Regions from separate parts of the Homo sapiens genome. Here region 1 is linked to region 2. A link is a loop called in an ENCODE intact Hi-C map of the cell type or tissue named here. Cell type or tissue: heart left ventricle. All regions are shown on one strand.

Region 1 (2,500 bases), 200 kb before region 2:
CATGTACCCACATGAGAACACAGAGGCACACACTGGCCACATTGCTCATGCACGCAGATGCACCCCGCGCTCACACCCCCACACACATGTGACAGTGCACATATGCAGAGATCCACAGGACTGTGTGTTCTTACCCTTAGAGATGTACACACATGCAAGCACAGATACATGCAAGCCCTAGCATGTATTCATAAGCAGTCATATGCACACACACTCATATGTACAAGTCACTACACATGCAAATATCCACACATGTAAGTGCATGCACATCAGCACATGGGCCCAGGCACATTGTTCCTGGCCCCCTGGGCCTCCCTCACCCTGGGCATGTTCACCCCAGAGGTTGGTGTTCTCTCATCTGAACCAGCATCTGAGGACAGGTTTAAGGGGGCTCTGGGACAGGAGGGTCAAGGAGAAGCTGCCAAGAGAGCCCAGGATCTATCCCACCATCTGCTTCTAGCCAGTCTCTCTTCCCCTCATTTCTCCTGAGTGGTCCCCAGGCAGTTGTAAATAGTAGACCAATTCCAAGGCCTCCCTGTAGACTGGGCCTGGGCATAGCCACAGCTTGATGGTACTACTATCACTGTGAATCTCTGAGCTCTGTGGAGCCAGGGATCCCGGTAGTGACGATCATCCCCTTACTCCCAAAGACCTCTATAGTAACTGGTGCTCAGTACATGAATAAATGAAATAGAGGAGCAGTGATTGGCATCCCTACTTAACAGCTAAAAAGACTGAGGTCCAGAGAGGCTGAGCAGGACTTCACCAAAGTCCTCTGTCTGCCTCCTACCCCACCCCAGTGCTGCCCCCATCTGTGGAAGCCCTGGTGTCCCCTTCTGATGCCAAGGCCAGGACAGTAAAACCTGGACAAGGAAAAGACATAGTAATGTGTCCTGGGAGCCTCTGGGCTATCCACCTGGTGTCTGCCTGGCCCTTGACCCATCTGTCCTACCCTGCCCCAGGGCCAGGAGGCAGCTTGAGGCTCCAGGAAAAAAGCCCAGTTCACCATCGCGTCCATCCCCTGAAGCACTGGCTGCCAGGTCTTTTCCTAGCCTCAGATCAGCTCCCCATCTCTGCTACCCCTGTGACTTCCCCAGACCTAGGGATGGACCATGGTTTTCTGGTCCTGAGATCAAGCTGGAGTGAAGAAGGAATAGATGAAGACAGCAGGGGTCAGTGTTTGTTCAGTGGAGGCCACACAGGAGCAGGCATGAGAGGACCAAACGTCTTCCAGGCAGGGCACCCAGCAGATACTCAGACACATGGTGTCAGACCCACAAACCGAACCCCTGGCCTCAGCTCAGAGCAGGCAAGGGCAGAAGCTGGGTCTTCCCAGGAACCCACACTGGTGTATTGGGAAAGACCTCTAGTCTGCTCCAGTTTGGGGATTTTCCAGCTTTTGTTTTGCAGCCACAGAATCTTTTCTTCAGATGATTTTTTTTAAGTATTAAATTAGGGTATAATTTGCATTCAGCAAAATTCACCCTTACAGCATACAATTCTGCTGCTTTAACAAAAACATACAGTTGTGTAACTACTACCACAATCAAGATATAGAAGAGTTCTATCGTCCCCCTAAAATCCCCAAGTCCCTTGTGGTCAGCCCCTTCCCCCACCCCTGGCAACCATGGATCTGTTTTCTGTCCCTGGAGTGTTGCCTTTTTCAGAATGTTCTGTAAATGGAATCACACATAATGCGGCCATTTCATTTAACACAATGCCCTGGAGACCCATTCGGTTGCTCTGTGTGTCGGTAGCTCATTGCCCTTGGTTGCTGCATGGAATTCATTGTATGGATAAACCACAGTTTGTTTAGCCATTCCCCACAGGAGGGATATTGAGTTTATTTCTACTTTTCGGCTATTACGAAGATTCTATGAACATTTGAGTACAGGCTTTTGTATAAACACACACAACATATATATTATATCTTTTTGGAAAATACAAGTGCATTCTGGGTCATGTTATAAGTATATGTTCAACTTTCTAAGAAACCACCAAATTGTTTTCCGAAGTGATTGCACCATGTTGCATTCCCATCAGCAATGAATGAGAGTTCTGGCTGTTCTATATCTTCACCGGCAATTGATACTGTTACCTTTTCCCACTATTCTAATAGGTGTGTATCAAGGGACAATTTACTAGAAACGCAAATCTACAGAACAGGTATGTTAAGCTACCCTGGGTAGAGCCAGGAGCCAGAGTAGGGGTTCTGAGCCCTGTACACTGAGACCCTCCCTTACTACAGTGGCGGTTCCTGAGTATCTCTTTGGAACCCAGAACTAAGGCCAGGGAGGGGAGGAGCATTGCCCAAGGTCACACAGCTCAACAAGAGGGACCAGTGGGCAAGGCCCAGCCCTCTGTCTGATACCAGTGACTTGTCCTTTCCTGAGCACCATGTCACCACTGGAGGGGAGGAAAGGAAGGTTCTCAAGCCACGTCCCAGGGACCTGCCTTGAGCTGGGTCGAGGACCCAGTTGAGTGCAAGGATGCTGTCAGC
Region 2 (2,500 bases):
TTTATTACTTTACAATTGACATACCTTCCCTCTGGAAATGTTTGCAATTAATTAATTAGCAGTAATCTTCCCCAAGGGATGAATTTAATGAATACTCTCCAATTCTTACTTTAAAAAAATAGCATAGATGTATCCAAGCTGCAAATGTGTGGATAGTTCCAAAGTGCATTTTGAAAAATCAAGGGATCTATCTATTACTGTGAATTTTTATCACTAAGTCAATCTGGTGAGGACTATAATTCTTTTTCTAACTAGGAGTTTCCCTGGATGAACGCAAGGTTTCTCCAAGGTAACAGCAGCAGCAGCAGCAGCAGTAGCTGTGTTTGTTAGTATTTAGAATGGAGCTTGTCCTCATGTTAACAATCTCTTAAGCAGAGGAGTCTCTGGTTTGTGGCTTAAGCTCCTTGAGCATTCTGCAGAATGTGTTTTTAAAACGGGGTGTGGGGACCTAGAGATGTCATGCTAAAGAGATCAGTGTAAGGTGCTAGTGGCAAACTTGGAGTTGAGGTACGCCCCGTCCAGGACCCCAGACCTTGCCCCGCCTCATACAAGAACCCAGAGCCGTTGCTATCTTCTGGGCCACAGGCTCTCGCGTTTCAACTAGAAAATAAAACTGGGCCCTTGAACCAACCCCTATGGCTCCTTGGAGGAGTTGCAGCAAGAGCCTGGTGCAACTTTAAAAGTATAAAGCGCTTTTAAAAGTATAAAGCGCGGTGACCCCGGTAAGTGAAAGGCAAGGCTTTCTGAGGTTTCTGGCCTGCAAATCCCACTGGATTCCTGCAGTGCCCACCGAAGACCTTCCCCTACCAGACCGACAGTCCCTTTTCACCCCTAGACGTCGCGGGTTGGAGGCTCTCAGAAGGGCAGCTGGGGCCAGAGTACTGAGCCTTCAGATGTGCAGTCTACCGTGCTCGCAAATTGGAGGTTCCATGTCTCGGGGCCAGGCCTAGAGGAGGCAGCCCCTTCCTGGGTACCAACGAGCCTCCCCCACCCCTGCCGCCGCCCACCCATCAGTGCCCCTTTGAAGACCCCTGGGATGGAGTGAGGGGGTGGTCAGACCGCTGGGCCCAGCCGGGCGTCCAGGAGGAGCGCAGGGAATGGGCCGCCCTCCCGGAGCGCTCCACTGCGGCTCTCCAGCGCCACCCCCAGCGGAGCGCAGGGGCTGCAGCCCGGACCGGGAGCCTTCTTCAGGCTCCCTGGCTGCCCCGCGGCCACTGCGGGAGGCGCGCGCGCGAGGCAGCCAAGCCTTGCCTTCGGAGGAGATGCCCAGGGATCTTAGCAAGCAGCCTGCGGCTGCCAGGGATCGGACCTGGCGAGTTTCCCGACGGAATCTGAGGGATCCCGAACCTCGGCCTCGAGGGGGCGCTATCCGGCCTACTCGAGGACCAGGCAGCTGCAGAGAAGCTCCAAGGTCAAGGCCCTGGGCCAGGCCAGGGCTTGGAGAGCCGGAATCTAGCCCGAGTCCTGGGGAGGCTGAGGCGGGGAACCAGATCCCCGAGGACAAAGATGGGCGGGCCAGTGGGATCCACCGACGCTGCCCGGAGCTGCTCCAACGAGAGCCGGGCCTGTGGCGTGAACAAACTTTACTTCAGCGCAGGGGCGGAGGAACCGGGCTGGAGGCTTCTCCCCCGGGCCTCTGCTCTCCTCCACCTGCCAGTGCTCAGCCTCCGCCCAGCCTTCGCCCACCCCAGCTCCCTCCCCCTCCCCCACGCGCCTCTGTTCACTCAGACTCCTGTCTCCCCTCTCCCCTCCTCCTTCTCCCTCTTGCCTTTCTCCCCCACTTTTCTCCTGTCTCTTCTTTTGTATTCTCTCCTCCCTCGCCGCCCCGGTTGCCTCTCGCCTCCTCCGGGCCGCAGGGGAGGAGGTGAGCGCGCTGCGCCCGGGGCCTGCGCGGCTCAGAGGGAGGCGTTTCTCCTACTTCTCCCGGGTAATTTGGAGAGGTTGTGTGTGTGTGCGCGCGCGCGTGAGCTCCAGGCGAAAAGGGGTAGGATTCAGCGCCGAGCAGAGAGGGTCAGGGTTTTTGACGTTCCTCGCCAGCTGCACAAACCTCCCGGAGCAAGTGTGAGTGTGGGTGAGAGTGCGCGCGCGCGCACGGGCTGGCTGCGCTTGGCACGCTTGGTGGCCCAGGGTCCCGGGGCCCGGGGTCCCGTCTGGCGGCCCGGGATTACCGTGACGTCACATTGAGCCTCTGGCCACCTTGGACTGGGACACCTCCGGAGCCTCACAGCCCCGCGCCGCGCCGCGCCTCACCTCGCCACCACGCGCCTTTGGGAACCCGCATCTTCTTCCTTCCCCTGCCCATCCATGGGCCCTTCTGTCTTCCGGACCCCACGGGCCGGAGGGGCGCCTTCCGGAGCGCAGGGCTCGGCAGCCGGGCTGCCCTCGGCTCTGCCTCCACTGGGGCCAACCAGGCGAAGGAACCGGCGCTGGGCATCCGCAGCGGTGTAAGGAACTGAGACACCTCACTGCTGGGGGCGCGGAACAGCTGGGCTGAGACGGG

What was found. A loop is a pair of places that touch in the nucleus more often than their neighbours do. Peaks named below come from ENCODE experiments on the same cell type or tissue, not always from the same donor. Only the 100,000 strongest peaks of a DNase experiment are listed, where the experiment ranks them.
Region 1: it touches region 2 in a loop (4-fold over the local background); 9 of 110 quality-filtered maps call a loop at or near these places.

What each region holds. Positions count from the first base shown.
Region 1 is chr16:55,119,385-55,121,884 of GRCh38, forward strand. No RefSeq gene overlaps it. Among named protein-coding and RNA genes, the nearest start is that of IRX5, 190 kb to the left of the region's middle. In heart left ventricle, a CTCF peak has its summit at 1,137 (motif pointing right); no DNase peak of the experiment used is centred here.
Region 2 is chr16:55,322,551-55,325,050 of GRCh38, forward strand. IRX6 (iroquois homeobox 6) reads left to right here and starts at 1,653. Exons shown (of 6, transcript NM_024335.3): 1 at 1,653-2,500. In heart left ventricle, a CTCF peak has its summit at 1,320 (motif pointing right); a DNase peak (open chromatin) is centred at 1,337; H3K4me3 peaks cover 2,047 bases; H3K27ac peaks cover 2,053 bases; H3K27me3 peaks cover 1,307 bases.